Linked DNA regions of Homo sapiens: all the other regions are linked to region 2. A link is a loop called in an ENCODE intact Hi-C map of the cell type or tissue named here. Cell type or tissue: HCT116. All regions are shown on one strand.

Region 1 (8,000 bases), 1.1 Mb before region 2:
AAATACACAAGCACATACACACCCCATTTCTTGGGTTAGCTGGGGGAGGGGATAAGGAAATGATAAGCATTAGAACCTTCTTTGAACCTTGACTGAAGAATTCTAAGTCTATTACTTATACAGTCTCAGCCTTTTCCAGTTTTAGATCTAGGAACATTATTCATTCTGGGTGGGTTCTTCTCTTTATTTTCAAATTATACATCAAATAGTGGAATAGACTGAGTAGAGTGATATGGAGCAGCTTTCTCGAAGTATGCTCACCTCATCAAAATCACTAGGTTGCCAATGCAACCTAACCCCAGACCTCGGAGTCAGAATTTCAATCTCTCTGGCACATTCTTAGGCATATTAAAATTTGAGAAATACTATTTTGATGACATGACTCCATACCTTTATATAAAAGTCCAACTCTTTTAGTATCAGTTTGCTTTCCTAAAATCAGTCTCTAGAGGCTAAAAGTTTGATAATCTTCCCAAGGATGTTTACTTGTAAACCTAATGGCATCTCTAAATTAAAGAACCCAGCTAGGACCGGGTGCAGTGGCTCACACCTATAATCCTAGCACTTTGGGAGGTCAAAATGAGAGGATTGCTTCAGCCCAGGAGTTCAAGACTAGCCTAGGCAACATAGTGCGACCCTGTCTCTACAAAAAGTTAAAAAATTAGCAGGGCGTGGTGGTACACACCTGCAGTCCTAGCTACTCAGGAGGCTGAGGTGGAAGGATTGCTTGAGGTTAGGAGTTGCAGGCTGTAGTGAGCTGTGATTATGCCACTGAACTCTCCAGCCTGGGTGATGGAGTGAAATCTTACTCTTAGAAAAATTAAATTAAAAAAAAAATCCAGGCAGTACCATGGGGTGGATGTCAGTTGGTACAAATACATCTTTAGGAAGTTGGTTAGCTTGTCTCAGAAAAAAATTCATGGAGAAATTTCCCTTTGGTGGCCCATTCTTTTTTTGTTTTTTTTTTTTTGGAGACAGTCTTGCTCTGTCACCAGGCTGGAGTGCAGTGGCACGGTCTTGGCTCACTGCAACCTCCACCTCCCAGGTTCAAGCAATTCTCCTGCCTCAGTCTCCCGAGTAGCTGGGATTACAGGCGCCCACCACCACACCCGGCTAATTTTTGTATTTTTTAGTAGAGATGGGGTTTCACCATGTTGGCCAGGCTGGTCTCGAACTCATGACCTCATGATCTGCCCGCCTTGGCCTCCCAAAGTGCTGGGATTACAGGTGTGAGGCCCATTCTTTCTTTATCTTCAGCTACCCCCACACCAGGATCAGAGCCCCCATGTTGCCTTGGGTTGTCCTGAAACCCACACCTCACCCTGGTCTGCCTTTCTACTCCATAATTCCCTTCCACCTTCCTAAAATTTCAGGAAGTCCTGTGCTTAGTGGCAGGTAACTGTGTATTTAGAGACTCTCGGACTAGAAGCCATTCACACGAAGGGAAGGCGTTTGCATTATGAAGGACTGTGTTCTTCCCCACTGGCATCTGGTTGGTGAACTGAGGTGGGGGTGCTCAGGGGCAACCCCTTACCCATCCTTGCTTGGTTTGCCAGGGGATCAAGAAGTCACATTCAAGGTTCCCAAGCCACCACTGTTCAGCCCTGCCCTTTCTTCACTTTGGCAGAGAAGCTGAATAAAAATGGACTTTGGGTGGACTGGCAAAGAAAACTGCTGAACCCAATGGCAGGGACTTCCTATGATTTAACTGATGGCCAGCATGGTGATGACGGGAGGGGAGAGGCTCTTGGCGGTGACAGGCAAGCATCTCCAGGCTGCAGGTGGTTGGTGCTTTGTGTGTTGTCTATGCTGTGTACTGCCAAAATGGCCAGCAGGAGAAAGGTGTGCATCTATGATCCTCGGGGTCCCCCAGAACGACCTCAGGCAGTCCCCACCACACACACCTTTTCTTCTCTTGTGGCGCCCGCTCCGTCTCTGGCCTGGCTGTCCCGAGGCTGCAGCTCCAGCACAGTGCGGAAGAGCTTTTCTGAGGTTTGGGTCAGGAAGCCAATCTCTGCGTTCGGGTGGAGGCCATAGAGGTAGGGGGATTCTGGGGGCAGCTCAGCATCGATGTACTGAAAATCAAGGGCAAGCTCACTTAAAAAGAAACCAGGACGTACCTCCCATCTCCCACACCGGCTTGTCCTCTGCAGGGAGTCCATGGGCTAGTATCCCTCCTCCAGGGGACACTGCTCACCATCCCTGGTTGACTTCATCACCCTCTCCACCTATTAGTGCACCTTGACATCATCCATTTTTGTCGGCTGGACCCGTTTCCCAAAACTTCCACATTCATTCTATCATTCTCTTTTTTCTGGGAGGCTTAGATGACTTTATCTATCTCCACACCCAATGCCTCCCACTCCTCCCTGATGACTCTTTTTCCTGCAGACCAGAGGAGGACTTCTCATAGTCTTTCAAAAATACGAATCCCTCCCTAGTGATTTTACGTAAGCTCTTCTAGGATTCCAGACCTTTCCTTCTTTTCTCTCCCCTCCATCTAAATCAGATATGACAAACCTGAACATGTACATGGGATGGCACATGCAAAATAAACAAGTGAATTGGGCTTAGGACGAAGGAGGTGAGATTGGCTGCGAACTGGAGAGTTTGCGCCCCTGGTGAAAGGTATTCAAATAAAAAAAATTTTGAAACTATGTGTCACCCTAGCAGCTCCTTTCTGTGGCCAGTGCTAGTGGCTAGAGTCTGCCATGCCTAATGCCTAAAAATCCTAACCAGCGGCTAAGGCTCAGTTTTATTTTATTTTATTTTATTGTGTGTGTGTGAGACAGGCTCTCACTCTGCTGAAAAAACTAGAGTACAGTAGTGTACAGTAGAGTACACAGCTCACTAAAGCCTCCACCTCCCAGGCTCAAGTGCTTTCCACCTCAGTCTCCCAAGTAGCTGGAAATACAGGTACATGCCACCATGCTCAAGCCGATTTTTTATTTCTATTTTTTGTAGAGATGAGGTCTCACTATGTTGCCTGGGCTGGTCTCTAACTCATCAGCTCAAGTGATCCTCCAGCCTTGACTTTCCAAAGTTCTGGGATTACAGGCGGGAGCCACCGCGCCTGGCTCTGAATGTTTTGAGCGCCTCTTCATGGCTCTTTATACGATGGTGGGAAAATATCCCTCAAGTTCCGTTCCTGATATGATTTTGACGATTCCTTGGTGTTATTAACACCTAGCCTAATAGATTGCCCATTCCTCAAGGGCCGATCTGTATGTTCATTTTTGTATTTCCTCCAGCGTTCTGTGCAGGCCTGGACTCTATGTAGATGCCCTAGAACCATCTATTAACTAACACATTAAAGAGAAGTATAAGAAAGAGAGTGTACCTCAGTCATTTGGAAATGTGCAAATCGATTTCACCCTTGCTGAATAAGAAAAACAGACTTCCTTTGCCTGTTACTTGCTCCAGCCTCCTGTCGAATTATCCCATGGACACTAGGGGACGCTGTTGCACAATTTTCCCGGGAAAAGCCTTTTTGCCTTTGGTGAAGTAGTTAAAAACATTTCCTCTTATTTTCCTTAAAGAGCTTTATTGTTTTAAATCTCCTCTTATAGGTCCAATTTTTCTGGATCAAATGACTTTTACGATTTACCCTTAAGTTTAATGAATTAAAGAAATTTTTTTAAAGCTTGCAGTTAATATTCCTGTGATCAATATTTCCCTTATGTTTTATATTCAAGAGTTTTTCTAGGCATGTTCAAAAGCCTACCAATAAAAACTGCTAAAAAATATCTTTCGGGCCGGGCGCGGTGGCTCACGCCTGTAATCCCAGCACTTTGGGAGGCTGAGGTGGGAGGATCATGAGGTCAGGAGTTCGAGACCAGCCTGACCAACATGATGAAACCCCGTCTCTACTAAAAATACAAAAATTAGCTGGGCGTGGTGACGCACGCCTGTAATCCCAGCTACTCAGGAGGCTGAGGCAGGAGAATCACTTGAACCAGGGAGGCGGAGGTTGCAGTGAGCCGAGATCGCGCTATTCCACTCCAGCCTGGGTGACAGAGTGAGACTCCGTCTTATAAAAAAAAAAAAAAAAAATCTTTTGGAATGTTTTCCATGGAAGGTGAAATAGGCAAAGATGAATACTTTAAACATAGCTGTGGTAATAGTAACATAAAAGACCGAAGTAATAGTAAGAAAACCTCCATGAGGCCGGGCGTGCTGGCTCACACCTGTAATCCCAGCACTTTGGGAGGCCGAGGCAGGTGGATCACCTGAGGTTAGGAGTTCGAGACCAGCTTCGCCAACACGATGAAACCCCGTCTCCACTAAAAAATACAAAAACCGGGTGTGGTGGTGGGGGCCTGTAATCCCAGCTACTCAGGAGGCTGAGGCAGGGAGAATAGCTTGAACCTGGGAGGCGGAGGTTGCAGTGAGCCAAGATCGCACCACTGTATTCCAGCCTGGGTGACAGATCAAGACTCCGTCTCATAAAAGAAAAGAAAAGAAAGCCTTCATGAGAATGCTGACTGTGGCATACGTATGCGGTATGTGCCTGTGTTCATAGCCACCAACACGGAGTGGGAGGGGTGAGTGACCTGAGTGATCTTGGCACAAGACCATGCTCCTCCAGGGATATTTAGAATCACCCACAGAAACTTTACCAAAAGTTGGCTAAGGTCTTGCCTGAAATTTTGCTCCATGAAAAACGGCTTTGTCAGGCCAGGCGCGGCGGCTCACGCCTGTAATCCCAGCACTTTGGGAGGCCCAGGTGGGCGGATCACGAGGTCAGGAGATCAAGACCATCCTGGCTAACAGGGTGAAACCCCGTCTCTACTAAAAAAAATACAAAAATAAAATTAGCCGGGCTTGGTGGCGGGCGCCTGTAGTCCCAGCTACTCGGGAGGCTGAGGCAGGAGAATGGCGTGAACCCGGGAGGCGGAGCTTGCAGTGAGCAGAGATAGCGCCACTGCACTCCAGCCTGGGCGCCAGAGCAAGACTCCATCTCAAAAAAAAAAAAAAAAAAAAAAAAAAAATGGGTTTGTCAACATCCCAAGTGAAAACAACCAAATAACTGTCCCAGATGTTATTTGTAGAAAACAGCAACACACAGAATGACTGAACCAATCATCAAGAATCGAAAGATCTCCAAAGGCTCCATTTGATTATTAATTTGAGGCTAGAAATCCCGTATCTCTCAACTTAAACAGGGCAGGCTTGGGGCATAGGACCAGATTTGACATGAGCTCAGCTGTCTAAGCCCTTTTGCCTCAGCCCCTGCCTGCAGCCCATGGTGATGTCCCAGCAGAGGCTTCCCTGGTGGTGCAGGTCGGCGTGGGAGGAATACCCAGGGCCCTGTGAGCACCCTCACGACATCAGAAGCACAGAGCAGAGTCTCACCTGATGATAACCATTGTAGTCCATGTTGCCTGGGAGTGGGAACCCTGGGGCCAAAGACAGTTCTCCTTCTAACATTTCTGGTCGAATGAATTCCCCCAGGTAGGTTCTGCAGAGTCTTCTGTCCCAGTCATCTGTGATATGGCCTCCATACATGATCTCTCCAAACAGGTAGCGCAAATCATCATAGGGGACCTGAGTGATGGGGGAAAGAAAGAGAGGAAGGAAGAAAGACCTCCACACAGGCGTCGGGGCTGGCCTCCCATCTGGGCAGCACAGAAAGCCACAAGAGAGGGACGCTTCTTGAGATTGAGAGCAATGTCTTATTTTTCTCCATACCCTCAGTGCCCAGCAGGGTTAGGGGTGTTTGGGGAGTTCATTAAAAGCCTGAAGAAGGCCGGGCGCGGTGGCTCACGCCTGTAATTCCAGCACTTTGGGAGGCCGAGGCGGGTGGATCACCTGAGATTGGGAGTTCAAGACCAGCCTGACCAACATGGAGAAACCCCATCGCTACTAAAAATACAAAATTAGCTGGGTGTGGTGGTGCATGCCTGTAATCCCAGCTACTCGGGAGGCTGAGACAGGAGAATCTCTTGAACCCGGGAGGCGGAGGTTGTGGTGAGCTGAGGTCATGCCATTGCACTCCAGCCTGGGCAACAAGAGCGAAACTCCATCTCAAAAAAAAAGAAGAAAAAAAAAAGCTTGAAGAATTACATCAAAGAGTGAAGACAGGAAAGTTGCCAACCCCACGCCCCATATATATATGCCTTCCCTCTTTCAAGCTTTTTAACTGTGACAGTGAAGGCAGGCTCTACCTAGAAATTCTTTAAATAGGTGAATGTCAAATGGAGAAAAGTGAGGACCAGAGTACTTTTCTAATTTTCTGCCTTTAATGACAAGATTAACTGTCCCCTTTGAAAGTTCAAAGGGAATAAACAAAGCCCACAAGTTCATTGGTGTGAGACTTAGGGAGGGAGGTCACTGGAGGAAAGCCAGCAATGAAAGATTACTGTTGAGTGGGCTTCCCAGGCCCAAGGGCTGGAGACAGAAGGATTTCTCAGGGCATCTGGGCCTGGTTCGTTTTCCCCACGAGGAAGAGGTGGTGGCCCTGTTGACTCTGTGTTTGGCTCCTGAACTAGAATAACCTTGACGAGGTGAATATTCCCTTAACTGGAAGAGCACTGATTGTTAGCGAAGTTTGGGAACTTATATCAGGCGAGTGTGAAGTCTCTTCCTGCTGATCACAGTCTACCTGCCATGCTGTGAAGACATAGGTATGGTCTGGTGGGGCCCGGGACAAACTCTCATGGGACTGACTCACTGTGTGAGTCTCTAGTTAGACTTCCTGAGCGTCCATGGCTCTCACCTCACAGTTGTACTATTCTCAGCCTTTGGGTTAGTCCTGGGGTTGGCACTGCCTCATCCCACCTGTGTGGGGTGCAGCCCTTCTGTGTGCTCATGCCCCTTCTGTAGGATAGCACTGCATCATCCCTCCTTAACGTGCATACGAATTACCAGAGAATCTCGTTAAAATGCGCTGATTCAGTAAGTTTGGGTGGGACCTGAGATTCTGCATTTCTAACTAGCTCCCAGGTCCTGCCAATGATGTTGATGCATGGGCTCCGATTTGTACTATCAAGGTTTCAAATAATCTGGCTGTCAGGTAATGGGGAGTGGGGCTTGGAACATGACCATGTGTTACACTCTTAAATTATGGTCCCCGAATCAGCAGCATCTGCATCACGAGGGAGCTTGTTAGAAATGCACATTCTCAGGCCCCATCCTAGACCCCTCTGATTCACCCCTCAAAATTAAATAATTTTAACCCTCTCCCAACCTGGCTGGTCCCTGAATGTCCATGGCCTTTACCTTTGCGTTGGCCTCCAGGAAGTTGTAGAGGACATTCACAGAGATAGTGAGGTCTCCAGTGTTAAAGGGGTATGAGCGATTCCATCCCTGGGGCCCAAATTTTCGTCTTTCTGCCACCACCGCATGGAAGTAACAAAGAGCAAAGAGGATGCTCTTAAACTCCGTCTCCCGAGAACACATCTCCAGAGTGTCCTGAAATGAGAGTGTCGCTTTTAAGGTTCGCACACAACTTCTCTTATACGGGGCTGGCTAGGGTGAGGTTACAATCAGGGTTCGTGTTGGAAAACATTACCATATATTCTGGTTTGGGTTTGAGTTACAGCGAGACTACAGCCTGGGGGGAACGTGTGGAAGGGTCAGGTTAGCTGAGCATTGAATTAAGGTTTAGATTCAGGTGATAATAGGGTTTGGTTTAGGGTTCAAGTTTATGCATACGGATGTGCTAATAAAGTTCACTAATGTAGCTGATGGGGATCAGGGTGACATGCAATAAGAATGTTATGTACCGGGGTGTGGGGTGTGGGTGCACATGCCATGGCACCATCTCTAATATCTTCCCTTCCTACCATGCTTTTCTTGCCTGTTGTGGAACCTTAGCAGGTGTAATCACTGCCTGGGAGTTAAGCTGGGAAAAAGAGTACAGGGGGTACTGAATGTGTTTTGCTCCTTGAATCTTTGTGGAAGCTTCCCGCCCAGAGTTGGGCTGCTGGACTCCTACACTACAAGGGTGTCACACAGTCAGTAAAATCTTCTGAGACTCTGACTGTTACATGGTCTTC
Region 2 (8,000 bases):
ATCGCTTGAACTTGGGTGGAGGAGGTTGCAGTGAGTGAAGATCACACCACTGCACTTCAGGATAGGCAGCAGAGTGAGACTCCCTCTCAAATAAAAAAAAAAAAATTACAGAGTAAATTTAGGGTATACGAGTAGCATATTCAAGGATGTTACATAAAAAGGAATATGGCTTCCAGACCCTAAGCTATGGGAACTCTCTAACTCCTTAAGGATCAGAGTTACGTGTCTCTTAGAAAAAAAAGGATGACATAGACATATCCAAATTGACTTGTCCTAGGAATTTCCAATTCTCTAGCATTTATTTATCCAAATATCTCTGCCTCCACTTTTAGCCACATGTAAAGCATCCTCAAGGTAGGTGGCAGAGCAGAGGAGATACCCTGTATGCCCAACCCTTTAGTGATAGAGAGTTTTCAGTTTGCTCAGAGGCCACTGTACCTCCATAGCTTCCAGTATCCTGTGCTTGGACTGTGCCTTCCGTGTATCAACTTAAAGATGCAAGTAGACACATGAGACAAGAGGTTCCATTGCATTTGGTGGCACCTTCTACACTATAGACATAGTGAGAGCTTGATCAGTGATGGATGGGTGGATGGATGGAGGCGTGGACAGGTAGGGATAAAGTGAGGAAGACGTCAGATCATCCAGGTTTTCCTCACGCTGGTTCCTCAGGTTCCTTGCCATTCCCTGTGGAACAAGAAGACAAATTCAAGAAGAATCTATGCCAGCCTGGTGGTTAGATCCTCAATTCCCATACCTTGGAGTTGTAATGCCACGGAAAAGAAATTTCCACCAACACCCTCACCAACCAGCATCCTTCAGCCTTTTTTGGGACCATGGTGGTTAGGACATCATCTTGAATCAAGCTTCCTATCCTGGAGCCCAAAGGTGGCTCCTTGTGCTGTTGGTCATTATCATCACCTGTCATCATAGGCTTTGTGAGTCAGTTCCTTGACCTCATCTTTTCCACTGATTTTTTTCCTCCATCCTAACTCAGCCACTCCCTCTATAGTCGTACCCCAGATTCATTTTATAGAAGAGGCAGGGGGAAAATGAAGGTCAGAAAAGGTAAAGTGAAATGCTCAAGGTCAACATCAAGAATTAATGAGAAAGGTGGGACTTGATTCAAAGTTGCCAATCCCTTAACAGCACTGCAACACCCTCTAGGAAATGTGCTCTGTATCCAGCCCCCACGCCTGGTACTTTGCATGCAAAGTTGCTGCTAGGGGATGAGCCAGGTTCCCAGTGAACAACCAACCCTTGGTCCTTCCGCCGGGGCTGAGCCCAAGTTAAGCAGACACTGAGCTGGGAAAGGGCGGGGAGAGGAGATTCTGCTCTGCTTCTAGATCATACTCCTTCCCAAAAAGATTGCAAAAAGAAAGCAACTTAAAGCCAGTATCCATCCAGCCCTTAAGCCAGAGGTTATGTGTTTGCCCGGGGGATGGAGTATAAAATAGCTGCTGGATGTGCACCACGTTTATCTTGTTCTCTGTGCCCCCGGAGTGTGCTGTTTACTTTCTCACTGGAGGTGCAATTATTTAATGAGGTGCTGAAGCCTGGGGAAGATTGCACATTTTAATCAAAGCACCAGAGGAGCAAGTCTAGATGACTTTACAAAATGTATTTGAGGCGAATTTTGCACAGCAATGTCTGGATATCAGGTAATTAAGTGAAAGGGGAAATAACTTCCCAAGGGGTGTAAACAAACACACCAAGTCAGTCTCATTTCAGTGTTATGCTGAGTGGGGAAAATGGATTTCGGAGTGGACCGTGGACTGCAACAGGGCTGCTTCCTCCAATGTCAAAACAGGCTTTGTGAGGCTGGGAGCTGCGGGGCCATGGTGCCTCCTACAGGTTGAGGGGAAAAAACAACCCTCAGAGAAAGTCTTGTCGAATTTCTTCAGTTAGAGGAGGAAGAGGAAGCCTGAAGCCTGGAAGGGCAAAGTGACTTCCTCAAGGTCGCATGGCTGTTTAGGGGAGGAGCAAAGACCAGACTGGTTTTCTGACCCTCAGTCCTGTGTTGCTTCCAGTCCACCAGGCCAATGCTACCCAAATGTCAGCTACTGGGAACAACAAAAGAAATAATAATAACAACCCAGTGACATCTAAAATAATGAGAGCTAACATGTATAAGTGTGTGTGCCAGGTGCTATGTCTTGTATGATGTCTCCATTTCTCATTAGATAGCTCCCCAAGACCCCAGGAAGAAGATACTATTATCCTCAGTCTAGAGGTGAGAAAACAGAAGCAGAACATTTAAGAAACCAGCCCAACATTACAAGTAGAAAGTGTCGTAGAGCAAGTGCCAGGCACAGATGCCCTGATATCCCATGGTTCCACAGTCTCTGAGCTTCCAGACCCTTCCCCAAGTCCCTAAGACTTCAGAAGCACAAGCCTAGAAACCTCCATCTCCAGGGTCCTGCTACTAAATCTGTTACTACATTTACCAAGTGATATCTCTTTGGGACCACACCAATCCTGATGAGTAACTCAGTCTTTTTCTCAGTTCCATGATAGCAAAACCAAAACAAAGCTGGAGGAAACAAAATGCAAGATGCATTTGCAAGTGTGGTTACTTAGGAGTCATGAGGGAGGGTCCCAGAGAACACCTTCCAGCCATCTCCTGAAAACAACCTTTTAGACATTTTCTTCCAAATTCCAGGGGTTTCTTTCCGGCTTTCTCATAGGCATTTCTTGCTCTTTCTCCTGCTTGGGTCTGGGCTATGGTTCAGCTTTCCAGTTCTTATCTTTCCCCTTATTCCACTTCTTCTATCTCCTTTGTCTCTTTCCTGCATTGTGAGGAAAAAATAAACAATTCATTTCACTGGACACCCATGCCTTCAGGGTCTCTCACCTTCTGCCCTGAGCAGCTTATCAAGATATTTTCTTGGACAGAGGCAATCTCCTTGTTGGACCGGGATTCTGGAACTAGCTGCTAAGAAAATGCATTATTCACTTTGTGACACCAACAAATATGAGGTCTCCACTTCTATTTTTTTATGCCCACATATATGTTTACTTGCACAGCATATGGTTTCTGCAGGATAATTCACATTTGGGACCCCAGAAGTTGAGCATCTTTGTTTATTATGTTTCCCCTGAACTTGTTCTTTCTTGAATTTCACCCTCAAGGCATCATAATGATGCAAACACATACTGGCTGAGGCGGAAGGATGTCCACCTGCCTCCTGACTCCAACCCCTGAAAAACAGCTCTCTCAGAGAGCACACATAGTAGAAGCTCCTTGAGAATAGAGTCCTTGGTTGGCTAAATTCTGTATCCCCAGAACCTAATACTATACATGGCCTGCATACAAAAGGCACTCATTCATTCTACATACATTTATTGAGCGCCTGTTATGATCAAGGCCCTATATTTTAGGTTTTGAAGATATACAAATAAAGAAAATATAGTCCCTAAACTCAAAGTTGGGTCTATATCAGAGGTTCTTGAACTTTTGCAGATATGGGTCCCAGTAAGAAATTGGTAAAAGCCTTAGATCATCTTTCCAGAAAATATACAGTATTTTGGCATACAATCCATGGTAGATAGCAGCAATGGCCCTAATTCTTCTCTCTTTTCTGAATGATGCCCTTGGCCACGCAGCATGGCCAACCTTCCCTCTGTGAGTAGGGGGGCCTTCCCCACCACTTGAATTTGAGCTCATCCATGTAACTTGCTTTGGTCAAAGGGATGTTAGTGGGAATGGCCAATGCAGAAGCTGATGAAACAGACTTGCATTTTGGGGCCTGATCTTTTGCATTTCCACAACCATTATGAGAAGGACCTCCTGGGTTAGCCTTCTAGTCCAGAAGGGAGATGGGAAGCATGTGGAACACGGCTCAGTTGCCGCAGCAAGGGCCAATCTCCATCAGCCAGCAGTCAGGTAATCCCAGAGGTGTAAACAAGCCCATCCAAGAGTGGCAGGACCCCTGCCTGGCTGAATTTCAGCTGACTCTAGACACATAACAAATATTCACTTACTATGGGCCACTGAGGTTTTGTGGTTGCTCTTATTCTGTATTATTGTGGCAGTAAGTAAATAATACAAAATTTTAAGGGCATATCATGGATAGCCTAAAGGTCCAAATACCCCAAGTTGAGAACCCCTGATCTTTTAGGGGACACAGAGAAGGATTCGTGAATTACAGCATAGTAGAAAGAATAACAATGGGGTAAAAGCAAGCACCTAACAAGCTCTTGTTTTGCACAGGAGGTGATGTCCAATCTAAAATCTGAAGAATAGGCAGGAATAGATCAACTTAAGACAGAGAAGAAACTGTTCCAGAAGTGGAAATTAGCAAGCGCAAAAACAATAAAATCAGAGAAAGCGTGGTCGATTAGTTATTTTGATGGGACTGCAAGCATTTTAGTTGCTCTTCAAACAGGTAGCTCTTCAAAAATTGAGAAAGGAGTCCTAAATACTTCCAATATCTAAAGATGCTGACATATTTTTAAAACGAAGGTATGCTAAAAAAAGAGCACAAAAATAATGGTACAACTTAAATATACCATTATTCGTAAGAACGAATAAACTGTTTTAACATCGGGAGGGATATAATGATCGTATGCATGGCCTTATTTGAATGCAACATTAAATGCCTAATCATGTTCTTCATAAATGTGAGAACTGGGACTGGTGGCCTTCCTGTCCCCACACCCCAATCCAGTCTAAAATAGAGGGTGTGAAGACAGAGGGGGTGTTAGTGAGAGCTGAGACTCAATAATGTCTTGTTCAACTGAGTTGAAATGAAGTGAATAATTTTCAGATTTCAACAAGAAGAAAATGCACCCTGGCTTAGTAAGAGTCCTCTCCATTCATCTGCTCATGGGCAGCATAAACTGGAAAGCCCTCAACTTCAACTACAGAGTTTGGTGCACAGACCCCCATCTTGGCCATCTTGATTCCCAAGAGGCCCCCAGCCACTCCACCGGCCCCGCGCAATTGGTCCAAGTTGCCCACTAGCCCACGGCGAGGTGATGATGGTGTCACACCACCACCTAGTGGCCACTCCTGTGAAATCGTATTCTCCTTAACCTCTGGGATTTATAAGCTCGCCCAGGTGAGTCTTCTGCTTGGGAAAGGACTACCAGTGACTGGGAGGACCTAGAGTACCTCTCTCTCAATATACTAAGGGTGATATAAAGTGTTTTGCCCAAATCCCAGCATGTAACACTGAGAGCTTAGTAACCGGAATTAACATTACCATTGTTATTGCCATGATACTGTAGAAATTCCTGAGTCTCTTTGAAATTAATTGGGCTGCCGGAAAATGAGATTTTTCAAAGATAATTAAGAATCCATTTCTACTTTAATTTCATTCAATAAACAGGTACTAAATGTTTAATATATGCCAGCACTGTGCTGTGTAACTGGGACAGCGTGAAGAAGATATAAAAATGGCTAAGATGCAGTCCCTGCTCTAAGACATTTCCAGTCCAGAAGGAGAAGTAGGCACGTAAACAGCCAGCTCTCAAGTGCTAAATAGAGACACAGCCAGAGTGCTGGCTATGACAGCGCGGAAGCAGCAGTGATTCATTTAGACGCCTGTGGTTTCCCTTAATTCTCAAAATAAAATCCTGGTCCTTACTATGGTCTTGCAGGGTCTGGCGGGGCTGCCTCTCTACGCTGCTTCTGGGCCTCTCTCCAGCACCTTGGAGAGCTCCTGGCCTCAAAGAAGGAAAGGAAATTTCATGAGATTGCAGAATAGGCAAAAGGCCGCGAGGGTGGGGGGTTGGGGGTTGCAGATGCTGTTTCTGGAGTCAAGGTTCTAGCTCTATGACCTTGGACAAGACACTTAATCTCTCTGTGTCTTATTAGCCTCATGGAGGAAAGGACGATGTTAATAACAGCACCTACCTCCTGGGGTCATTGTGAGGATTCAAAGACTTTATATTACAATGTAAGGCACTTAGTCTCTGAGGCATGGTAAATCTTCCTCTTTTTTTTTTAAGACATGGTCTTTTTCTGTCTTCTGTCACCCAGGCTGAAATGCATGGCACGATCACGGCTCACTGCAGCCTCAACTTCTTGGCCTCAAGCAAGTAGCCTCCCAAGTAGCTGGGTCTACAGGTGCTCACCACCACGCCCTGCTAAATTTTTTGTATTTTGTAGAGACAGGTTTTCCCCATGTTGCTCCGTCTAGTCTCTAACTCCTGAGCTCAAGCAATCAGACTGCCTTGGCTTCCCAAAGTGCTGGGATTACAGGCGTGAGCCACTGCACCTGGCCTAGATCCTCCATATTTTTATTACCAGCTGTACTCTGCAAAAACCTCCTGGGCTCTCCATGAGATGCAGATCCAACTTCGTAGACATTCAAGCTTTTGTGTTGTTGTTGTTAAAGCTTGGTCTATCCTGTTTAAAGCTTTGCTTTCATATGTGATTCAGCACTTCCCACGCATCCACTGAGTGCATTTGGAATTGGAGGTGCAGAAGAAGGTGCCTGGCAAGCTCCCTTTTTTCTTTTCTTCTTGATTTGTCCCCTTCATCATCCTGTGTGACTCTAAACCCTTTAGAGGCCTACCACTGGCCTGTGGCCCAGCAGCAAGGACACGAGGAGGGGAGATTCTGCTCCCATTGCTCACGTGACAATGTTCTGACTCATTTCTGTGCTGGTGACTTCTATGAGGGAGGATCCTGACGGAGGTGGTGTATTTGGCTAATATGGAAAGCTGTTCAGCCTTGCACTGCTCACCCTTGACTCTTTTCTTTTCTTTTCTTTTCTTTTTTTTTTTTTTTTTTTTGAGACAGAGTCTCACTCTGTTGCCCAGGCTGGAGTGCAGTGGCGCAATCTCAGCTCACTGCAACCTCCCAGGTTCAAGTGATTCTCCTGCCTCAGTCTCCTGAATACCTGAGATTACAGGTGTGAACCACCACACCCGGCTAATTTTTGTATTTTTAGCAGAGACGGGGTTTCACCATGTTGGTCAGGCTGGTCTCGAACTCTTGACCTCATGATCTACCCACCTCGGCCTCCCAAAGTGCTGGGATTACAGGCATGAGCCGCCGCGCCCAGCCCTTTGACTCCTTTCTAAAGAAGATCTCTGGAGGCGAACCATGTGGCCCTTTGTCCACCAGTTTATGTTCACCCTCTTCTCCAGGCCACCATCCTGTTGTCCAGTCTGCTAGACTGGGGGATCCACGTGGGCAGGACCTGTCCATCACCACTGTAGAGTCAGTTCTGGGTACAGTGCCTGGCGTATGTGTGTCTTCAACAAGTGCTCGTGGTGTTTGCAATATTTTCCCTTCCCAGCATCAGGAAATAGATGGGATGAATATTTATGATCACTATCTGATGTCCTTAGACAAAGGGAGGAGAGGGACCAAAAGGTCCACTCTGCATCTTTGGGGGCCTTGTGGGGGTGTAGGTATACAATAACTGCAAGTCCCTATTAGGGCCTCAGCACTCAGAGAGGCTGCTGGCCTGCTCTTATGATAAATATGCCTCTAAAAATATATTGGGAAAAATTCATCTCTTTGTATCCCAGTGAACCAAAGGGAAGTGAAACAGGTCATTAAAATGAGACTTTTTGTCATCTCAGAGTTTCAGCTGTGACCCCAAAGCTAAAAACAATGAGTGCCAAGTAGACACCCACTGTAATGCTGAACCACATGTGTAGGCTTGGCGAAGGGCATTGCCAAAAGCTACTGCTGCTTTCAATAGATGTGCACCTGTCTCCAGGCTATGGAGGAAAAAGCCGAGACTCACAGGAGGTTAAAGAGATGCAAAGGATTAGATCTTTGAAGAGAGATATTGGTGTTTTATATGGGTTGCTCTCCACACATGTGTGAGAGCAAGCTTCGGGTCCAACACCTCAGGTCAGAGAAAGGACAGGACTTAAGGAGAACTATCGAGGCTCCCTGAAGCCTGGGTGGCAGCCAGGCTCATTCCTAAAGAGTCTACAGGTAATAGGCAACAGCTGAATACAGAGGCTGCCAAAGATGCAAGCTGCACTTACACTGAGCGTGGGGGAAGGAGCCTGTGATGGGTGGTCCAGGA
Region 3 (8,000 bases), 1.1 Mb before region 2:
GAATGGGAACTGGGGACAAAGACTAAATGTGTATTTCTTATTATACCACAGCTGGGTTCCCCCATACCTCACGTAATTCTAACACTCTCTGACTCTCAACACTCTTTAGCTATTGAGGATTGAGGGTAAAGTCTCCCAGCGCATTCCACCTTTAGACTAGAATGTTTGAGAAGTTATTTAAAAGATGCCTGAGTTTTCATTGGTGGCGCATATCCAGTAGAAGCACGTTAGTGGCATGTCTTGAAGGTCTCCCACGCCTGATTCGGGCCTCAGCTTTTGGTGTCTTTTGGGACGTTTCTTTCCCTGGTTCCTGCTGGACTAGAAATAAAAGCTGGTTTTCTCTTTCTCCACATCCTTAGAAATTGTCTTATGATCTGTTGTAGAGAGTAAGCTTTGTGTCTTTTAGAGATCCTTACTCTGGATTCTTCAGTAATTACTAATTAATATATGGTCTCTAGATCAGTATCCAGGTTCTAGGACAGGACATCTTATCAGAGAAGATGGAATCTCCAAGCTGCCAAGTGGGGGAAGTGGAGCCCCATCTTGAAGTGGTGCCTCAGGAGTTGGGACTTGAGAATTCATCCTCAGGGCCTGGGGAGCTTCTGAGCCACATCGTGAAAGAGGAATCTGACACAGAAGCAGAACTAGGTGAGGATGGTGCTGTGTGGTGTTCTCTTGGAGAGATTTTGGGATTGTGATTAGTAGGCCTAAGTGAGTTGAAATGGTATGCTGCTCAGATTGGCGTATCCCTGAGAGGTTTGCAAACAGGTTAGACCTAAATAAACCGCTCTTGTTTGGAGAGTCAAAGTCTGTGTTTTAAACTGCTTTATGACTGGGCCAGACCATTTGGATTTTGGCTCTGAGGAAGGAGGTGGGAGAACATATGGGTGAGACTGGAATGTTGGAGGGGGTTGGAGTGTGTCAGGGAGATAAACACAAGTCTTGAAATATAGATGGCAGTACAGGTATTGTTCAGGTATTGTTCTGATTTGTGAAGATTGTTATCTGCGCCCTCTGGGGAGTGGTTAAGGAAGACATCCAGATTCTGAAAACTTCCTCTCCTCACTTCAGCCCTGGCTGCCTCCCAGCCTGCCCGACTGGAGGAAAGGCTGATCAGAGACCAGGACCTCGGAGCCTCACTGCTCCCAGCAGCACCTCAGGTGAGCTGACGTACAAAAGCGATGAAAAGGAAACTTTTTACCTTTTATAATCTCATCCTCCTGCTTCTCTTCACCCCATTCTCCATCCTGAGGAAACCTCTGATCTGCTGTCTGTCACCATATGTTAGTTTACTTTTTCTAGAGTTTTGTAAAAATAGAATCATGCCAAATGTACTCTTATCTTTGTTCTTATGCATATAATGTGTATATATATACATATATATATATTTGCTTATTTCAGTGTATTCTCATTTTTTAAAACAATTTGATTTTGATGTGCCTTGGAGTCATTTTCACATTTCATGTAATTGGGATTTATTGAGTTTCCTAGCTCTGTGGGTGTATGGTTTTCACTAAACTTGGAAAATTTTTGGCCATTATTTCTAAAGCATTTTTTTTTCTGTCTCGCTTATTTCTCCTCTCCTTTAAGGACTTGGGAAATAATACCTGTGGAATGTGTATAATGATAATGTATATACATGTATCAGAGCTCTTCAAGTTGTCCCACAGCTTACTGATTGTTTTTCTGTTTTTGAAGTCTTGGTGTTTTATTTTGGACAATTTCTGTATGTCTTAAAGTTCATTAATCTTTTCTTTTATAGTATCTGATCTGCTGTTAATCTCATCCAGTATATTTTTCATTCTGTTATTGAAGTCTTGGTCTTTTATTTTGGACAATTTCTGTTTGTCTTCAAGTTCATTAATCTTTTCTTTTATAGTATCTGATCTGCTGTTAATCTCATCCAGTATATTTTTCATTCTGTTTTTGAAGTCTTGGTGTTTCATTTAGGACAGTTTCTATTTTGATGTCTTTAAGTTCATTAGTCTTTTCATCTCACAGCATCTAATCTGCTGTTAATCTCTTCCAGTATATTTTTCATTTTAGATGAATTTTTCACCTCTAGAAGTTTGATTTGGGGCTTTATTGTATCTTTCATGTCTATACTTAATGTGTTCAATTTTTTCTCTAGCTTCTTGAACATATGGAATATAGTTGTATTTGTATTAATATCCTTATCTACTGATTACTACCTGCATTGGTTCTGGGTCAGTTTTGATCAATGATTATTCTCATTATGAGATGTATTTTCCCACTTCTTTGTATGCCTGGTAATCTTTGTCTTTTTCGTTTGTTTTGAGACAGGGTTTCACTTTGTCTCCCAGGCTAGAGTGCAGTTGTGCAGTCATAGCTCACTGCAGCCTTGACCTCCCGGGCTCAAACCATACTCCTGCCTCAGCCTCCTGAGTAGCTAGAACTACAGGCATGTGCCACAATGCTTGGCTAATTTTTTTTTTTTTTTTTGAGACAGGGTCTTGCTGTGTTGCCTAGGCTGGAGTGCAGTGGCGCGATCTCAGCTCACTACAACCTCCGACTTCTTGGTTCAAGCAATTCTCCTGCCTCAGTCTCCTGAGTAGCTGGGATTACAGGCGTGTGCCACCATGCCTGACTAATTTTTGTATTTTTAGTAGAGATGGGGTTTCACCATGTTGACCAGGCTGGTCTCGAACTCCTGACCTCAAGTGATCCACCCAGCTGGGTCTCCCAGAGTGCTGGGATTACAGGCGGGAGCCACCATGCCCGGCCTGCTTGGCTAATTTTTAAATTTTTGTGTGTCTTACTATGTTGCCCGTGCCTGGTAATCTTTGATTGGGTATCACATTGGTGGGGTGCTATATATTTTTGTATTACTATAAATGTTCTTGAACTTTGCTATGGGGTGCAGTTATTTGGACACAGTTTATTACATGGCACCAGAGAAACATTTAGTCGAGGATTATTCTTTCCATGCTAAGGCACTTCCCTTCTGAGTATTCTGAGTAATCTGATGCCCCTTCATATACCAGGTTTTCCACTTTGCCTGGTGGAAATACGAACTGTTTCCAGCACTGTGTGAACTCAGGGGATTGTTCCCTCTGATTCTTTTGGGTGGTTATTTTCCAGACTTTGCGGGGACGCTCTGTAGATCTCTGGAGCTTTCTCTTTGTGCAGTTTCCTTCTCTCCAGTTTTTCTACCCTGTCGATTCTAAGGATCTTGGCATTTCCAGACTCTGAGCTCCTTCTGCTCAACTCAGGGAGGCTGCCTGGCTCAGCCTGGGTTTCCCTTCCTGTGCTGCTGCCTGGATCCTCTGTCTAGGCAGTAAGTTTGGATAACTAGAGCTCACTGAATTTGCTTTCCCACTTTCAGGGATCTTGTTCTGCTCTGCTTGTGTAATGTGAAATGTCTGAAAACTATTGTTTCATACATTTTGTCCCATTTTTAGTTGTTTCAGGCAGAAGGTAAATTCAACAATTCCTAATACTTCATTTTTGCTTGTACATAAAAGTCTCTGGGACAGATTTATGTTGATATTTAGTTAACAATTTTGAAAAGTTGTATTTTGTAAAAAATTTTTTTTTCACGAACCTATACATCTTAATTAAAACATCATTTAAAACGTTGAAGGAACTCCTCTTGGGACTTGCCTTGCAATCTGCTGTAGCGTGAATATGAAAATAGAGAAGGCAGTAGGTAATGCTGTGTTTCAGACCAGGGTCTGAGCTTCAGCTCTCCAGGCTCAGATATATAAAAACTAGAATACCAATTTCATAGTTTACTCTGGGGGAAGGTGGATGGGGAGGTGGCAGGGGAGAGAAATATCTTTTTAGTGAATCAAAGGTACCCTTCTGCCTGCTTTCAAGGTGCCCAGAAACCAAATTGTTAAGCAAGATGTTGCTTGGTGAAAAAGATTTGGGTGTTCTGTGGAATATGTCAACCAGGCTTGGAGGATTATTGTTGTTTCTGTAGTAGGTACAGAGTATCCTCACCTGTTCTGGATAACTTAAAGTCAAAAGATTTAAAATGCTCATCAGCACCAATTTGTTTTTTACAACCGTATTTACATATATATGTGTGTCTGTATTTCCCTACCTTCAGATGATAACTAGTTAGCAACCATTTAAGTCAAATGAACAAAAGTTGTCCCTACCCAATCTGAATATCCCCTCCAAACTAACAGCAATTATTTGCATCAGAAAGACTTTGATATTTAATGGAATCCTTTGGAAGTAAAAGGAATTTTTAAATTAATCACTCCCTCTAATCTCTTAAATAAGTGAGGAACTTCATAAATAATGCCAGAATAATGATACGGTATTACTATCAGTACACAGTAGTTATTTCATTAGTGGAAACCATGACTCGGTTGGAACCTCACATAGACTCCAGCAGTGCATTTACTCACCTTCCCCTGTTTTCAGACTTAAAGGAAAGGAACAGCGTGTAACTAAGTGTAAGTCAGTTGTAATATCTTATAAACCCACAAGATGGTGCCAGTTCCACACAAAAATAGAATTTTCCCATCAAATCCCATGTGTCTGTCTTTCAGGATAGAAAGTTAGGTTTTTCCGTCTCTTCTAAATATGAGAAAGAGGCAAGCTGGCTGCCATTGGCGTCTTGCCTCTTCAGTAGGAGGTTTTATTCGAAGTACCCAGCTTCTTGGCAGTTTCTTGAGTAAATTTGTGTTTTTAAGCTGGAGGTACCCTGTTAGTGCTCCTGAAGCAACTTTTCTGGTTTTTGAGTGAGCTGATTTTGACCCTTGGGGGTTTTGGTGGCTGTATCCTTTTCTGCCTTGTACTCTTCTTGGTAGTTACTGTTCTGGTGTTCATGGAATAGATCCTGTGTCAGCAAGCCAGGCAGCCAGGCAGATATTACTGTGCTTGGCAAGTGCATCCTTTTCTCTGCTAGCACTGAAGCCAAGGTCCATGTGTTCTGACCACAAAGACTGAGAACTCCTGTGTTCAGCAATGTTTGCTCAAGTGATTATTTTCAGGAGGTTGTTAAAATAGCTGCATTCACAGAAGATTAACAGAATAAGCTGCTAGCTGTTTATACTTTAAAAATTAAAAAATTTAAATTAAAGTTCACATTAAAAATGTGGTTATAGTTAATAGTTGACTGTGTAATTCAGTATATTGAGGTCGCTTTTCAGCTTCCTATCCTTCCCACCCAAAAAAGTCCAAACCCTCTTTCGTTTGTGTGTTTGGCTTAGCACCTGCTAATTGAACAGTTTTTGGTATCTCTTTTCTCCTTGAGCCATTTCCACTTCCCTTTGATGTGCTAGGGGGCAGACTTGACTTAGGACTGAGAGTGTATTAGTCCGTTTTCACACCGCTGATAAAGACATACCTGAGAATGGGCAGTTTACAAAAGAAAGAGGTTTAATTGGACTTACAATTCCATATGGCTGGGGAGGCCCCCAATCATGGTGGAAGGCAAGGAGGAGCAAGTCACATCTTTCAAGGATGGCGGCAGGCAAAGAGAGAGCTTGTGCAGGCAAACTCCCATTTTTAAAGCCATCGGATGTTATCTTATTCACTATGATGAGAACAGCACAGGAAAGAACTGCCCACTTGGTTCAGTTATCTCCCACCAGGTCCCTCTCACAATACATGGGAATTATGGGAGCTACAAGATGAGATTTGGGTGGGGACACAGAGCCAAATCATATCAGAGAGTGCCTTCCCCAAACAGTATATTGTGTACAGTAGGAGGATGACTTTGTAGTTCCTTTCCTCATTTCTATTCCCTGAAGCCTGGCTATTCATGTCTATCCACTTTGCGGTTTCTGAAAGTGTGCAGAATCCCTTAATTCTCTCTGCAAACCCTTGGGGTGAGACTGGGAGACTGCATGTGATGGTAATAATATATATTATCTACTGAGGACCTGTTTGCTAAGGGCTTTATTTCACCCTGGTAACATATATCAAGTGCCTCTTCTGTCCTGGACAGGGTCTTGGGAACTGGGAAGGTATTATACAATGGAGAGGATGACAGAGTCCTTTTCTCATGGAGCTTACATTGCTAGTAGAGGCAACAGTTAATCAAATACTTACATGTGTGCACATACATTTGTACATACACATAAATAGTTAATAAATGGATAAATACTATAAATAAAAAAAGTACAGTGTGCTATGAAAACAGGTGACACTTGCATTATTTATCTCAAACCTCACAACACTTTTTTGAGTTCAGTGCCATCATTAGGTGAGGCCTGAAACTCTGGAAGGTTAAATAACTTGCTCAAGGTTGCACAGCTAGAAAGTGGCAACGTTGGGACTTAAAACTCAGTACGTCTGACTCCAAAAAATGGGCTGCTAATCCCTTTGCTATACAATCTGAGTTTCTAATAGTCAGCTTCTTGGTAGAAGACTGAAATTTGAATTCATGAAAGCAGACCCTAGCTGTATGGTATTCCCAGTTTTGAGTCTCCAGTCTGTCGTTTCATAGGAAAAGCAGGGCTTCTTTTGGAGATTGGGACACCTTGCTCCAGAGAACCTACCAGTTTTCCACTATCTGGAAAGAAAACTAATTTAATGTTAGACTCTAAATGCAGAACTTTAAGATATTTCAAGTATGGCTATAACATCTCTCTCTTCTCTGAATATACCAATCTTTGTTTCAGGGTGAAGCTTACAATGCAGTTGACTCTTAACTACATCTTACTGATTCGCACTTGCTTTTCCAACAGATTCCTTTTTAACTTCTTTCTTTGCTTTTTGAATTTCCTGATTTTAATTAAATAGTGGGACTATCAGACTCTTCCTCCTCAAAGACGTCTAGTACAAGCACTTGAGTTAAAAAACAAAAACAAAAACAAAAAACAAATAGTACCGGCCAGGCAAGGTGGCTCACACCTGTAATCCCAGCACTTTAGGAGGCCAAGGCGGGCAGATCACAAGGTCAGGAGATCGAGACCATCCTGATGGTGAAACCCCATCTCTACTAAAAATACAAAAATTAGCCAGGCACGGTGGCATGTGCCTATAGTCCAAGCTTCCTCGGGAAGCTGAGGCAGGAGAATCGCTTGAACCTGGGAGGTGGAGGTTGCAGTGAGCAGAGATTGCTCCACTGCACTCCAGCCTGGGCGACAGAGTGAGATTCCATCTAAAAAAAAAAAAAAACCCAAATAAAAACAAATAGTATGGAAAAGGCTCCTGCCCTCTATACGTTCTCCACTTTTAAATAATTCACCTGAAGAGGTGCAGAATGTAAAGCCTAGATGTTTTCTTACCAAGGAAAGAAACACTGATATAGGGACTGTTGTTTTCCCTTTGGCCTCTTTGTCCCTTGAACCACTCTGCTGGGATTTCTCAGGTCTTGCGATGGCCAGGATCCTATGGCACGTTTCTGTCTTCTCAGCTTTCCTTTAGGCAGGGAAGGCAGGTTCAAACACCTTCATTGGAGTCATGGTATTGTATTGCTTTTTTTTTTTTTTTTCCAGGAACAGTGGAGACAACTGGATTCCACTCAAAAGGAGCAATACTGGGATCTCATGCTGGAGACCTATGGGAAAATGGTCTCAGGAGGTGAGGGTGTGGGTTAGTCTGATGGAAGGAGGTAGAAGGACTGGAAAACTGTGAGGCATTTTCCATGCACTTATAGAGACATCTGCTGAACTGAAAATCGCCAGGTGAAAGAAATCGTTAGGGACACAGTTGGGAACTGGGGCAAGTTGGAGCTAGCAGAATTAACAGTAAGAACTTCCTTGTATTGAAAGTATTCCGTGTGCCAGGAACTGTTTGTGGGTACATTGCACGGAGTAACTTCTTTAATCTATGAAATTGATGATGGTATTCTCATTTTAAGCCTGATGAAAGTGAGTGTCAGATCAAATACTTACCCACTGCCACATAGCTCATAAGTGGGCTGAGTTATGATGGAACTCAGCTGTGGCTGGTTCTGAGTCCATGCTCTTTTCTACTAAACCACACTTGTCAACCAACCATTGGTGGGATCCCCATCATGATTCTCACACCAGCCTGCCAGGTAGTCTACAGACCTTTCTGTCCACCTGCCT
Region 4 (8,000 bases), 770 kb before region 2:
TTCCTGTTGTGCAAAATTGAAGCAAATATATTGAGCAACCCTAGTGAAAAATGTGAACATGGACAACTTAATAAAACACTACACCCCAGAATTCATCCCAAAAAAGAAATCCAGGGTACAAATTATTTTGAGAATCTTTTGCATGTTCTTATAAAAAGTCTTTGTGCTGGGAGGCTGAGGTAGGAGAATCACTTGAACCCAGGAGGTAGGGGTTGTAGTGAGCTGAGATCGCGCCACTGCACTCCAGCCTGGGCGACAAGAGTGAAACTCCGTCTCAAAAAAATAAAAGTCTTTACGCTTTTGAAATCAGCAGAGTTCAAAGAAACTCTTCAGGAACCCAAAAGAGAGCTACTGTCAGCCAACTGACCTGTGGGTTAAAGTTGATAGTGATCTCCTTCGTCTCTGGGTCACGTTTTAGAAGTGGTTGGGAAAGATTGTACTGTGACTTCTCTGATACTGTCCGGCACCAATCCTCATAAAGTCTTGTCTCATACCTGCAAGGGTCAGAGACAACAGCCACCTCATAAGCCCCCTCCCAGCTCACCGGTGCCTGGTCATGATCTGTAACATAAATTGAAGATACTACTAGTCATTGACCCAACCAGGCTGGGTCAGCTTCTGAGAGTAACCACAAATTTCTTTCTTTCTTTTTGAGACAGAGTTTCGCTCTTGTTGCCCATGCTGGAGTGCAATGATGTGATCTCGGCTCACTGCAACCTCTGCCTCCCGGGTTCAAGTGATTCTCCTGCCTCAGCCTCCCAAGTAGCTGGGATTACAGGCATGTGCCACCACGCCTGGCTAATTTTGTATTTTTAATAGAAATGGGGTTTCTCTGTGTTGTTCAGGCTGGTCTCGAGCTCCCGACCTCAGGTGATCTGCCCGCCTTGGCCTCCTAAAGTGCTGGGATTACACGCTTGAGCCACTGCACCCGGCCATAGCCACAGATTTCTAAAGGTAGCATTGCTTAAATCAGAGAAGAGGAGAAAGACCCCATGAGATCTTTTGAGGGGATAAGGAAGTTGTGATTAGTCTCAGTAAATGTTGCAAGAAGTTACTGGGGAAGATTCGCTCTCACACTAATCTTTACGTAGCTCATGGACGTTCATCATTCAGTCATGACACACTGACCAAGCACCTACCATGTGCTGGACTTCGGGGATACAAATGATGGATGAGTACCTGACAGTAAAGGCAGTTAATGGTGGGGATCGCAGGCCAACAGATCACCCTGACACAGTGCAGCAACTGCAATCCTAAAGAAATGTACAGCTGTAATCCCAGCACTTCAGGAGGCCGAGGCAAGTGGATCATCTGAGGTTGGGAGTTTGAGACCAGCCTGACCAACATGGAGAAACCCCGTCTCTACTCAAAATACAAAAAAAAAATTAGCCAGGCGTGGTGGCTCACACCTGTAATCCCAGCACTTTAGGAGGCCACGGCAGGCAGATCACAAGGTCAGGAGATCGAGACAATCCTGGCTAACACGGTAAAACCCTGTCTCTACAAAAAATACAAAAAATTAGCCGGGTGTGGTGGTGGGCACCTGTAGTCCCAGCTACTCGGGTGGCTGAGGCAGAAGAATGGCGTGAACCCGGGAGGCGGAGCTTGCAGTGAGTCGAGATTGTGCCACTGCACTCCAATCTGGGCGACAGAGCAAGACTCCGTCTCAAAAAAAAAAAAAAAAAAGAAAAAGAAAAAGAGAAATGTACAGGACATCAGGCACCTAATAGCAGAGGTGGAAGGCTGGGGATGATAAGGAGAATGTCAGGGAAGGTTTCATAGGAGAGGTGATGAAGGGATGCTTGCTTGGGTCTCAGAGGATGGCCAGAGGTTGGGTGGCAAAGGGAGAGTGAGCATTCCTGGTGTAGCCAAAGGGTAGAGGTGAGAAACAGCATGCTTGAAACTGTGTGCTTGAAACAAGGACTACAGAGCATGGCAGAGGCTGGAGGTGGTGACGAGGAGGCAAAAACCACCTCAAGGAAGACTTTTCATGTCATGTTAAGGAGGCTGTGAGAACCACCGCAAGGCCTCCCAGCTGGTGGTGGCTATGGTGACATTATTGGATTTGGTAACAATGTGGGTACTGAGGGGAACAGATCTGGAGGCAGCAAGGACTGTTAGGAAGCCACTGCAGCAGTTCAGCCTGGAGAAGTTCCAGTCTCTTGTGAAGACACTGGTGGTGGAGACAAAGAGGAGTGGATGGACTTGAAGTTATTTTAGAGGTAAAAGGGGTGGAATGTGTGTTACTTGCCAGGTAGAGGTGCTGTTAATTAATCTGTCTGGAACAATGCTAAGCATAATCACAATTATAATCTCAACGGCCACCATTCTTCCCTCCTGAACCAGGAGAAAGAACAAATGGCAGAAGGAGAAATCAAGACAATGGCTGTTTCTAGACCCTAAGCCCTGGAAAGACTTATTCAGCTTTAAAGCAGTTACAACTTTGAAGTCATATAAAATTTTCACTCTTATGCTTTCTCAATAAAATGATGCAGGAAGTACTTTTTAAAACTTATTGCCTCTTTGTGCAGCATGCACTGTTGCTTTCTGCTGAGTAAGCAGCTGTTGCAATTTTCCGTGACATCCGTCTCGGAGTTCCATGAGTAGCACCCCACTCCTAGCTCTAGTTCACACTCCCAGCAAAACTACACTGGAAAAGTATTTATTTCCAGAATACAGCTGAATTCCCCAGATACCCTGTGTGTGTGCAACCCGGAAATACTGTACTCACAAATATCGTGGTTATAACATAAAACATAGAGTGATACTTCGGAGCCACTGAGGAATCTGCACAAACTCGGAGCTGCAAAAGGCAGCATGGAGGCTGTGCAATCTGCAGACCCACGCAATGCCAGAAGTTGCTTACTTTTCTAGCAATGACAGCATATCTTCATATTTTTGTTGCATTCGCTTTCCTTCTGCAGATTCCATGCAACTACTCGTACAAAAGAGAAAAAGTGACACAGAATTAGAAGAAGTTAAAGTAATAATCCGAGGAACAAACTGCAGTCTCCAAAGAAGAGCGTGAATAGCTCCTTGGCTCGTTTCCAAACAGCCCTGAAAGAGCCTTTCTTCTTCGCGAACATCTTACTCTGGCCACTAGAGGGCATCTGCACTTCCTGAAACGCAGGCAGCTCCGCAAGTGTCAGAGCTCTCATAACCTTTCCTGCCCGCAGCTCCACCAGCACCCTCACCTAGCTGAGCCAGTCACACACAAGGTATGTGAGGTCCTTCAAAAATCTGAATAAAAGGGAAATTGAGATATGAAAAAATTCTAGGTGCTGTAATTTTCTGTATTTAAGACCATCAATGTTATATACAGTCATGCACCACATAATGGCATTTTGGTCAACATATATACACGTATGTGACTGCGGTCCCATAAGATTTTAATGACGCTGAAAAATTCCTATTGCCTGTTGACATGGTGCAACGCATTACTCCCATGGCTGTGGTGATGCTGGTGTAAACAAACCTACTGTGCTGCCAATCGTATAAAAGTGTACAGTAATGTCCTAGGCCTTCGCATTCACTCACCACCCACTCACTGACTCACCTACAGCAACTTCCAGTCCTGTGAGCTCCATTCATGGTAAGTGTCCTACACAAGCGTACCATTTTTTAAATCTTTTATGCCTTATTTTTTGCTGTACTTTTTCTATGTTCAGATATGTTTAGATACACAAACACTTAGTATAGTGCTACAATTGCCTGCAATACTCAGGACAGTCACTCGCTGCACAGGTTTGTAGCCTGGGAGCAATACACTGGACCATAGAGTGTATTGATCATAGAGTGTATTGATCATAGGCTAAGCTAGACCATAAAGCGTATTGATCATAGAACGTATTGATCATAGAGCATATTGATCATAGAGCGTGTTGATCATAGAGCGTATTGCTCCTAGGCTAAGCTAGACCATAGGGCATTTGTAGCCTAGGAACAATACTCTAGACCACAGACATAGGTTTGTGTAAATACACTCTATGATGTTCACATAATGATGAAATTGCCTAAGGATATATTTCTCAGAACATAACCCCATTGTGAAGTAATACATGATTGTCTATAACACTATATGCCAGGTAAATATCTATATAGGTACAGATATATTAACATGTTTTTTATATATTTAAATATATGTTTCCCCTTTTCTGAAATCCATCTAGAACACGCGATCCGAAACACTACCACTTCTTCACGTTTTTACATGAGGGTCCCTCCCAGCTCTTACCCCTGAAACATGTGCACATGTAATACACATACATGAAAGTGCACATGGACGTACATATAACATGTGTAAACACAAGTGTGCACACACAAATGGAGGCTTCTGCAGGAATGCTAAGGACCACGGAAGAGAGTGTGGCTCGAGGTACGGTTACCCTCAACTGGTTTTGACACTTCCCACAACACTAATGAAAGTCCAGTCCTGGAAGAAATTGGTGAAGTATCTTTAATTCTTCAAAATCTTCACACTAACTATGTGGTGGTTTGTTTCTATTTGACCTGCTGGCAAAATGAGGCAGCTTACTGCAGAGATTCCTTAAAATCCATCTGCTCTTTAAACCAACATAGGATTTCTTCATCAGATCCCTCGAGCTTTCCACAGAAGCCCTAGCGCCTGCAGAGAAAGCAATGAATTTGCTGGCGTTTTTTTTTCCCCCTGATTACTCAGTCCACGTTTGTGATGAAAGAGCAGATGCATCTGCCAGGCAGCAAGGAGAGGTAGAATATGCTCCAGCCCGAATGGGCGCTTTCCCTTGCCAAGCTGTGTGATTTCCACAAGCCCCACAGGCCCCAACCCCGGGTCTCAGTTTTGTATCTAGAAAAGAATGAGGCCAGAGCAGAGTGAGGCTTCTCACGTGGGCGTGTGGCCGAGTGGGTCTGGGAAGTCACAGGAATAAGCACAGTGAAATTCCTGCAGTTCCCATGTCACTTCATGGTGAGGAATCTAAAACATTTTCAATAACCAATCAATACCTATTATAGAATAGAATACACTTTTTTTTTGAGATGGAGTTTCGCTCTTGTTGCCCAGGCTGGAGTGCAATGGCGCAATCTCGGCTCACTGCAACCTCTGCCTCCCAGGTTCAAGTGATTCTCCTGCCTCAGCGTCCTGAGTAGCTGGGATTACAGGCGCCCCCCGCCCCCTGCCCCCACCACACCTGGCTAATTGTTTGTATTTTTAGTAGAGATGGGTTTCACCATGTTGGCCAGGATGGTTGCAAACTCCTGACCTCAGGGGATCCACCCGCCTCAGCCTCCCAAAGTGCTGGGATTACAGGTGTGAGCCACCATGCCCGGCCCATAATACACATTTGAATTCATTTTTAAAACAAGGGGGAGTTTTCACGGGAATTATAGAGGTCTCTGTTGTGTGCCTTCCAGATCGCCTCTTGGGACCAGGCCCTGGTACACCTCCAAACCTTCCTGCTTCAACCCCTGCCTCGCCCTGTCCCCTCCAGCCAGGAGTGTTGGCTGCTGCAGAAGTACCGCTGCCTCCCTCTTTGGGAGCAGCCTTGGCCAGAGAGAGCTGCCTCACCCAAAGGTCACGCCCCTCCCCAGGAAAGCCCACATCCTACCAGCTGATGTAGGGGTACGGAGGCAGAACAGCTCTGAAGGGCCCAAACTCCCTGGAGGACCAGCTGAGACCCCCATTGCAACTTTCTTGCAGCTCAGCAGCTCAACTTCTTTCTCTGCCCGATCTGTTTCCCCTCCCTTCCTCATGAGTGCTGTTCCTGAAAGGATCTCTATAAATTCCTGCACACACATCATAGGTCTGCTTCCTGGGAACCAGACCTGTGACAGCTGTGGCAGTCCACATTCTAGGGGCAGCCCTGGCACCCCTCCCCACCCCATTCACCTATCTTCTCCCTTCTGCCTTCTGCTGCGTGATTGAGATGCATGAGGGCTCAGATCTACTCCCCGCCAAACTTCCAGGGCTGGGGGGTCCCCGGGAAGCATTCTGGATTAGGAGCCTGGAGAATCAGGCATTTCTTCCAGTTCTTTCTTTGGCTGTCTCTAGGACCTTGGGCAAGTCACCTCCCTTCTCTCTTCATTTCCTCCATTTCTTCATCTGAAAATAAAGATCTCGCCCACACCCAAGCAGATGCTGCAAATGGGTCACCCGCTGGGCAGACCTGCCTCACAGGCATGCTTTGTTAGTTCTGCACAGAGTTTGAGAAAAAATGGAATCCTTGATCATTGGAAAATTGGATGTCCAACTCTAAAATCCAGTTTCCAGCTTATCTCCAACAGTCAGGAGATTGCTCACATTGGGTCTGCTTTTCTGCTTGGCAATGCTGGAGTGGGGTGCTGGTGGCCCCCTGCAGACCCCATCCTGGCCATCCATTTGTCTGGCCTCTGATGGTGTTGAGTCTTCCCACTTGGGCCAGACCAGAGGGTCTCTAAGGCTCTTCCTAACTCCAAAAAGCCTGTGAGTCCAATGGCCAGAGTTTGATTCTTTTCCTTCTGTTGTGTTTTCCAAAACCTGTGTGCTGTCAGCAAGATTAAGTCTTTTAGAAAGAGGTATCAGAGAAAGACTGCCTTTCCTCAGCCAGCGTCTTAAACACAACATCACAATTAGCAGCTGAGTTGCTTCTATCTCAGCTTCTAACCTCAGCTATGAAGCAAGCTGAGGGTTTCCAAACCTGGTCACCGTCAGAATCACAGGAGGAGCTTGCTGAAGGGGCAGATTCACAGCCCACACCAGATTCAGATTCAGCCAGTGACAGGTGAGGCCCTGGAATGTGCATCTTTAACAGGTTTTCCAGAGTTATCCTGATGGACAGAGACCTCATACTGCACTTGAGGAAACACTGGGCTTCATTACTTTCCAGTGGCCTCAGCAGCAAGGAGACATGATGTCAAAGGGAGACGTGTGGAAGAACTCCACAGAGCTTAAAATCCCTGGCTCACTGTCCTCCAGAAATGAATCCCCCAGAGCAAAATGAGTCAGCCAGTTACAGCACTTAACACCAAGGGCCCTGCCCTTCAGTCCAAATGCATCAATATCATGACTGTTTTGCCAATAGGTGTCTAATCCCTTGCTGGAAATGGAAAGAAAGGAAGATGATTTTCTGGCCTTCGTTAAGCAGGTTGCATTTCTACAACACTCAGATTCTAGAGCAGGAACAGCAGCCCAAGACAAGCCTGTCTTTCAGGAACACAATACTCACGGGTGTGTGATGCGTCCAAAGTTGCTGAAAGGACCCTGGATGCGCTGCCTCAGCTCCTGTGCCCAGCGGAGGCCGCCAGCCACGGTGGGCATGTTCTTGTGCACCGGGGAGAACCCTGGAGACATGGCACAGACAGACCGAAATGAGTCTAGAGCACCTCAGTCCTCTCCGCTCGGCAAACACCTCCCACCAAGTACTCCACTTTTGCCTCATTATCTCCAGACTAAAGTCACCTGGGAGCACACTGGAGTTCCTGGGGGGTTCTGTTAAAGAGGAAGAAAGAGTAACCCTGAGACGAACACTCCCAGCCTCAGGGGACCTGGGTCCCATGCCCAAGCTATTCTGATTTCATTGCTCTGGGAGGGGCCCAGCCATGAGTGTTTCAAGGAGTCTAACTCTTGTCGCCCAGGCTGGAGTGCAGTGGCGCAATCGTGGCTCACTACAACCTCTGCCTCCCAGGTTCAGGTGATTCTCCTGTCTCAGCCTCCTGAGTAGCTGGGATTTGCAGGCACCCACCACCACACGTGGCTAATTTTCGTATTTGTAGTAGAGATGGGGTTTCACCATATTGATCAGGCTGGTCTCAAACTCAGGTGATCCACCCGCCTCAATCCCCCAAAGTGCTGGGATTACAGGCGTGAGCTGCTGCACCTGGCCACAATTGAGTGTTTTTTTAAAACGCTCTCAAGATGACTCTAATTGAACAGTCAGGGTTGAAACACTCCCTTAAACAGACAACTCAATCACCCTGGGTCTCAATTTTCACATCTATAAAATGGGAATAATATCTTCCCTGCTTAATTAACTTCCAGAGTTTCT

The links. A loop is a pair of places that touch in the nucleus more often than their neighbours do. Peaks named below come from ENCODE experiments on the same cell type or tissue, not always from the same donor. Only the 100,000 strongest peaks of a DNase experiment are listed, where the experiment ranks them.
Region 1: a loop joins it to region 2, with 10 times the contacts of the local background. A loop is called at or near these places in 33 of 110 quality-filtered maps.
Region 3: it touches region 2 in a loop (9-fold over the local background); 48 of 110 quality-filtered maps call a loop at or near these places.
Region 4: a loop joins it to region 2, with 8 times the contacts of the local background. A loop is called at or near these places in 38 of 110 quality-filtered maps.

Annotation. Positions count from the first base shown.
Region 1 is chr17:11,931,427-11,939,426 of GRCh38, reverse strand. DNAH9 (dynein axonemal heavy chain 9) reads right to left here. Exons shown (of 69, transcript NM_001372.4): 64 at 7,222-7,413; 65 at 5,356-5,547; 66 at 1,905-2,075. Among named protein-coding and RNA genes, the nearest start is that of ZNF18, 62 kb to the left of the region's middle. In HCT116, a CTCF peak has its summit at 3,457 (motif pointing right); a DNase peak (open chromatin) is centred at 3,476.
Region 2 is chr17:10,873,159-10,881,158 of GRCh38, reverse strand. LOC124903926 (a long non-coding RNA gene) reads right to left here and starts at 5,971. Exons shown (of 2, transcript XR_007065619.1): 1 at 2,855-5,971; 2 at 264-687. In HCT116, CTCF peaks have their summits at 1,852 (motif pointing left), 4,769 and 4,968 (motif pointing left); a DNase peak (open chromatin) is centred at 5,018.
Region 3 is chr17:11,983,622-11,991,621 of GRCh38, reverse strand. It overlaps ZNF18 (zinc finger protein 18), which reads left to right. Exons shown (of 7, transcript NM_001303281.2): 3 at 459-648; 4 at 1,072-1,160; 5 at 7,425-7,509. Among named protein-coding and RNA genes, the nearest start is that of ZNF18, 9.9 kb to the left of the region's middle. RefSeq lists an enhancer at 1-331. In HCT116, a CTCF peak has its summit at 4,461 (motif pointing right); a DNase peak (open chromatin) is centred at 4,471.
Region 4 is chr17:11,639,566-11,647,565 of GRCh38, reverse strand. DNAH9 (dynein axonemal heavy chain 9) reads right to left here. Exons shown (of 69, transcript NM_001372.4): 10 at 7,182-7,296; 11 at 2,867-2,935; 12 at 368-494. Among named protein-coding and RNA genes, the nearest start is that of DNAH9, 45 kb to the right of the region's middle. In HCT116, CTCF peaks have their summits at 2,894 and 3,100 (motif pointing right); a DNase peak (open chromatin) is centred at 3,095.